Linked DNA regions of Homo sapiens: region 2 is linked to region 1. A link is a contact called in ENCODE Hi-C data. All regions are on one chromosome and are shown on one strand. The core of a region is the stretch at or near the end of the contact, and the rest is flanking DNA. Distances in the headings are between cores, read along the strand shown. Region 1 holds the start of SLC49A3 (solute carrier family 49 member 3). Region 2 holds the start of SPON2 (spondin 2).

Region 1 (3,018 bases), core at 286-2,785:
CAACAGAGACTGAACGATGGAGGTAGCTACTGTGGCTGCCCCATTTCATGGTGACAGGCTCAGACACCACCTGTCAGAGGCAGTGCTCCACAATAGTGAGGTCCCTCAACAGGGAAGCCTGCACTGCAACTCCCCCTCTGCCAGGTGGGGTTAGGGGATGTTGAAGGCCCTAGGCCAACATTGGCACTGGACTATGGAGGAAGGTTGTGAGGGGGCTGGGTCCTCAGGGCAGGGCGAGCAAGAGGTGAGGAGAAGGAGAACAGAAGGAACTGGTGGGGGAATGGGGAACAAAGATGAGGGGGGAGGCTAGACGGTGGGGAAGGCAGAGGAGATAAAGAGAGTGAGGACCACAGGGCTCCATCACACGTCTCAGAGAATGGAACCCCCTTGGGGCCCACCCATCTCAGGACACCCCGGGTGAGCTCCATTTTCTCTTTGTTACTGGATGAGACTCTACAAAAAAAAAAAAATCCCAAAGTGGAGAGCTCTATCTGAGACACACACACAATCCCTGCAGAAGACTGCACAGTGAAAGCTGGGGCCTCATCATTAGCCTGTTCAGACTCAGGTGTGGAAAATGGACAGGCCCTGGCAAAGGAGATGAATGTTTAAGACAAAAACCACGAATAATACTGTTCAGGAAACGGGGATGGTTTCAAGGGTCAAGAGAGCCTCCCTGTTTGGGGGAAATCCTGTTTGCACGTCTGACCAGGCCAGCCTCCACCCCACCCCTATACTGGCCTCAGCAACAGGGCCTGGAGCCTCTTGGGTTCCCCCAGGGTGGGCCAGGCACAGTTGTGGGATCAGCAGGTTCTTGCAGAAAAGACTAAGCCGAAACTCCCTCCTCTGCCTTCCAACACACAGGCCTCTCCATCCTAAACAAACAGAAACCTGTGCCTACTCCTCTGAGAGCCGTGTCCTCCATTGTAAAATGCAGGTAACAATCCGGTGCGTGTGTGGCGGACTGCCTACCCCAGGGTGGGGCCCACAGGCCTTTCTGGCCTTCCCTCCAGCCTTGGCCTGCAGCCCCTCGCCCTCCTACCCCATGCCTGCTTCCCGCAGGGGCTGTAGAGGGACTGGTCTGATTTGAGGCTCTGCGCAAAGCCAGCCCAGCCTCTTCTTCCAGGCTGGCCTCTGGCCCCTCCCTGTGGCTGGCTTGAACCTCAGGAACTTGGGGTCCACAGCCCCCTTCAGGAAGTGCAGAGCTTCTGCTGGGCAGAGTGACTTCCAGGCCGCCTTTCCTGCTGAGAAGCACACAGGCTGTGACCGGGGCCCTTCCCGGAAGGGACATTCGGTTTTTGTGGCAGGGACTTCCAGCCTGAGGCCGAAGGAGGAGGGTCCAACTTCACCTTTGCCCGCCCTTCCCCCGCTTTTTTGGGTCTCCTTTAACTGGGACGGGGCGGGACCCTCCTCCGTAGTCCTTGGGGCGGAACTGGCCCCCCGTGGCCCGGCCCGGCCCGGCCCCACCTCCGCCCGCAGGCGGTCCCGGCCCACGCGGGAAGGTCCTTAAGCCCGGGCGGCCGGCGGGACCGGCGGAGACCCGTGGAGGCCGCCGACGATGGCGGGGCCGACGGAGGCCGAGACGGGGTTGGCCGAGCCCCGGGCCCTGTGCGCGCAGCGGGGCCACCGCACCTACGCGCGCCGCTGGGTGTTCCTGCTCGCGATCAGCCTGCTCAACTGCTCCAACGCCACGGTAGGGGCAGGGGCGGGGACAGGTGGCTCCGGGACCCTCAGTCCCTCGGACCAGCCGGGTTTTGTTTTCCTGTGGCCACAGCCCGAGGTGCCAGGTGCTGGCTGGGGGCGGGGGGTGCCTTCTGGAGGTGGCTAGGGATTGCGGGCACTGGGGGCACTGTCTGTCCTGGAGGTGGCTGGGCCCAGGGCACAGAGCAGGGCTGGGTGCCCCGGGGGATCTGCCAGTCACGGAGTCCCAGCCCTTCCCAGCCTTCAGTGGCTCCAGCCTGGGTCCCTCTTCCCCAGCCAGTCACATACAGGTGGCCCTGCGTTGGCCCTCTCTCCTTCCACGCCTCCCAGCCCCAGGACAGCAGGCACACAGCAGAGGCGCGCTTGGAGCCGCCCTCCCCTCCACCTGACTCTGAGTGAGGGGCGGCTCCTGGGCTGGGCTGGGTTCCGTCCTGCCCCCACCCCCTTCAGGTGTTGCACGCTGCAGCCTTTCCCGCCCTGTGTGCCCTCATCAGCCATCCCCCGGAGCCTCAGGAACTGGTCAGGCAGTATCTGGCCAACGTGCAATGAACAGCTAGAGTTGGCAGCAGGACCCACAGCTCAGGGAGGCGCCAGGTCACGGGGATGGTCAGGAAGCTCGGGGGCAGGGGCAGGAGTCACTCTCAGGCCTGGGTCAGGGCTCTTCCAGGTGGACCCCGGGGCCTCTCCCCTCCTCCTTTGCTGGCTGGGTATGGAGGGCCAGCCTCTGGCCGAGACAGGCCCGGGATCTGCTGGATGGGCCCAGGGGCTGCCTGCTGCCCACAATGCTGGCACGAGCCGTAACTCACTGCTGTGGCTTGGCGTCCTGGCCCACCATGTCCAGGCACTGGGGAAGCCATAACTGGCTTTGGGTGGAGTGTCTGAGGGTGCAGGGCTGGTTTCATGGTCCAAGAGTCAGTGGGTGTCGTAGGTGTGGGGCGTTCCTTGGACAGTCAAGGGCCTCCTGCTGCAGTTCTTCACTGTTTTATTAATATCCACGAGTCATCATGGAGCACACAGAAATCTCACCCTGACACCAAGAGTCGTCATGGTCTCTGCCTGGGTCACCACAGTGAGCCGTAAGCACCATGTTCACTCCAGCCAAGTGCCCTTGAGGCTGGAGGTTACTCATCTGCAGCCAGTGACCAGGGATCCCGGGTTCCAACCAGCAGCATGAGGGCCAGGCGGAGCAGAGCTTGGGTCAACACCCACCCCGGAAGGCAGCCCAGTGCTCTGGATGAGACTCAAAGGACCCAAGGGGGCGAGCGCAGGCAGGGTCGAGGCTGGGAGATGAGGAAGGGAGTCAGACAGATCGTCCTC
Region 2 (2,935 bases), core at 182-2,681, 480 kb before region 1:
TGCCAAGGCTGGTATCAAACTCTGGGCTCAAGTGATCCTCCCGCCTCGGCCTCCCAAAGTGCTGGGATTACAGGCATGAGCCACTGCGCCTGGCCCTCAGTGACCTTTAAGAGTATGAAGGAGTCCTCAGATAAAAACATTTGAGAAGCACGGAGGTGGAAATTTGTCTTTGGCCTGGGGGCCTGGAGTCTAAATACTGCATTGAGTGGCTGATCTGTGGTTTTCGCTTAAAATACAGGTTAGATCATTTGTTTCTGTTTGCATTCTGTCCTAGTTGCTTCTATTTATTTTTTCTCTCTTTTTGAATCTGTGAAACATTAACAGGGTTCCAAACATCAGAGTGTTTTGTCTAAGCTTAAAAGCCCTCTGGGTGATTCCGATGAGCAGAGGCCGGGAAGGATTGAGCAAGACCATTCCCGAGCTCCTTCCTCCGCTCTGTTTCCAGATCCCATGACTGGGGACCTATAAATATTTTCCTGACATGGAGCAGGATCAACTTCAGCATCTGTTAGCTTCATCCCAAAGGCAGGGAAGCCTAGAGCCCCTGGGAGGGCTCTGCACCGCACACACCGCCGGCCTGCAGCCCCAGCCCTGTGCGGGGTCCTGGGGAGGGGGGCCCCCTTTCTGTGGCTCTTCCTGACTCCCTGCGCGTTCCACCCCAGACCCTCAGCCCACTCTGACCTCCCTCCAGGAGGGATGGCTTGCAAATGCCCTCTGGCCACAGTGCAGACCGCTAGGCTGTTCTGTGCAGCTTTAGGCCATGCCAGGAAAGAGACTTAAAGCCAGGGCCCCAAAGGCCAGGGATGCCTGCGCCGGGAGCCAGGAGCTTCCCCAGCCACTTCCAGCATGTAGACTGAAGTCAGGCCACGCACAGGGCTCTCCAGGTCACACCCTGCGCAAGAAGGTGTAGCACGCTGGCTCTAATTTCGAGAAGGTGAAAACAAGAGCCCCTCTGCCCCCACGCCCTGAGCTTTCCCGAAAGGCTTGGGGCAAAGAACTCCCCTCAGTGGCACCTAGGGAGGCACCAGGAAGGCGCTTGTTGGAACGGGAGAGAAACGGGGAGAGGGAGGAGGACAGGGGGGAGGGGAGGAGGGGAGGGGAGGAGGGGAGGGGAGGAGGGGAGGGGAGGGGAAGGGAGGGGACAGGGAGGGGAGGGGAGGGATAGGACAGACAGACAAAGAAAGGGGTGCGGCAGCACTGCCAGGGGAAGAGGGTGATCCGACCCGGGGAAGGTCGCTGGGCAGGGCGAGTTGGGAAAGCGGCAGCCCCCGCCGCCCCCGCAGCCCCTTCTCCTCCTTTCTCCCACGTCCTATCTGCCTCTCGCTGGAGGCCAGGCCGTGCAGCATCGAAGACAGGAGGAACTGGAGCCTCATTGGCCGGCCCGGGGCGCCGGCCTCGGGCTTAAATAGGAGCTCCGGGCTCTGGCTGGGACCCGACCGCTGCCGGCCGCGCTCCCGCTGCTCCTGCCGGGTGAGTACTGCGTGCCCCCGGGACACCCAGAGAGGGCCCGGGCCTCCTGCACTTTCCCCGCGGCCCAGAACCTTGTGGCACCTCCAGAGGGACCCCCAGGACTGGCTGCGACCGAGCTTTAAGGGTCTAGTCCCGGGGGCAGCCAGTCGGCCAAGGCCCCGGGTCCCTGCGACGGCGAAGGCATCCCGGAGGCCGCACCCAGACCGGCCCGGCAAGCTGCAGGGACTCGGACTGAAAACCTGCCCGTTACCCCTGGTCGCTCGCAGGCGCACGGGCGATCTAACCCCGCGCCGTCCATTCCGCTGATGGGGGTCTCGGAAGCACCGCAGGAGAGCTTTGCGGAGCAGGGAGGGGGTCGCGGGTGCTCGGGGCCGTCCTCAGAGCCCAAAGTGCCGCAGCCCTCTCGGCTTTCCACCCCGAGGCTGCCACGACGGTGCCAGCGCGCGGCTGCTCCCCTCTGTGCTCCCAGGTGATGGAAAACCCCAGCCCGGCCGCCGCCCTGGGCAAGGCCCTCTGCGCTCTCCTCCTGGCCACTCTCGGCGCCGCCGGCCAGCCTCTTGGGGGAGAGTCCATCTGTTCCGCCAGAGCCCTGGCCAAATACAGCATCACCTTCACGGGCAAGTGGAGCCAGACGGCCTTCCCCAAGCAGTACCCCCTGTTCCGCCCCCCTGCGCAGTGGTCTTCGCTGCTGGGTAAGTACAGCCCCCTCCTCGCCTCCTGCTCCACCAGGAGGGCTGCGGCGCCGGAGCCCCCCGCACAGCTGCACGGCGGCGCTTCCCAGTCTGGGGCGTGCTGACGTCGGGAGACTCTAACACCAGAATGTTTGCCGAGCGCCTGCGGTGTGCGGTTCCGGGGATGCGGTGGGGGCAGGGGGCGCTCACGGGGAGGGCGCAGGTGGGTCGCGGCAGGGGCAGCCACAGGGTGTCACGGTCCGACGTGACTGGGGGCCATGGTTCCCTGCGGGCGGCGGGGAGGGATTTCCTGGGGCGCCCCCTGGAATCCAAGCCCGACCGCAGTGTCTGACCATGGTCCGCGGCGCGGCCGGGTGGTCCTGCAGGGGCCGCGCATAGCTCCGACTACAGCATGTGGAGGAAGAACCAGTACGTCAGTAACGGGCTGCGCGACTTTGCGGAGCGCGGCGAGGCCTGGGCGCTGATGAAGGAGATCGAGGCGGCGGGGGAGGCGCTGCAGAGCGTGCACGCGGTGTTTTCGGCGCCCGCCGTCCCCAGCGGCACCGGGCAGACGTCGGCGGAGCTGGAGGTGCAGCGCAGGCACTCGCTGGTGAGCGCGGGGCCGGCCGGGGGCGGGGTCCGGGGGGCCGGGGCCAGGCGCGCTGAGCCGCTGTCGCCGCAGGTCTCGTTTGTGGTGCGCATCGTGCCCAGCCCCGACTGGTTCGTGGGCGTGGACAGCCTGGACCTGTGCGACGGGGACCGTTGGCGGGAACAGGCGGCGCTGGACCTGTACC

What was found. A loop is a pair of places that touch in the nucleus more often than their neighbours do. Pooled maps may share reads with other maps.
Region 2: a loop to region 1 is called in a map of gastrocnemius medialis, with 3 times the contacts of the local background. The contact joins the promoter of SPON2 here to the promoter of SLC49A3 in region 1. A Hi-C loop is called at or near these places in 1 of 168 maps with a recorded cell type or tissue (gastrocnemius medialis) and 5 of 50 pooled maps.

The regions. Positions count from the first base shown.
Region 1 is chr4:687,668-690,685 of GRCh38, reverse strand. SLC49A3 (solute carrier family 49 member 3) reads left to right here and starts at 1,535. Exons shown (of 10, transcript NM_032219.4): 1 at 1,535-1,693. The coding sequence starts at 1,559. It overlaps LOC124900643 (a long non-coding RNA gene), which reads right to left. Exons shown (of 2, transcript XR_007057985.1): 2 at 2,667-3,018. RefSeq lists enhancers at 499-548, 324-1,271, 1,272-2,220 and silencers at 1,489-1,548, 1,579-1,748.
Region 2 is chr4:1,171,079-1,174,013 of GRCh38, reverse strand. SPON2 (spondin 2) reads left to right here and starts at 1,431. Exons shown (of 6, transcript NM_012445.4): 1 at 1,431-1,470; 2 at 1,940-2,162; 3 at 2,528-2,751; 4 at 2,824-2,935. The coding sequence starts at 1,943. The region is part of intron 1 of LOC124900647 (nascent polypeptide-associated complex subunit alpha, muscle-specific form-like); the gene reads right to left. RefSeq lists enhancers at 818-1,535, 1,536-2,251.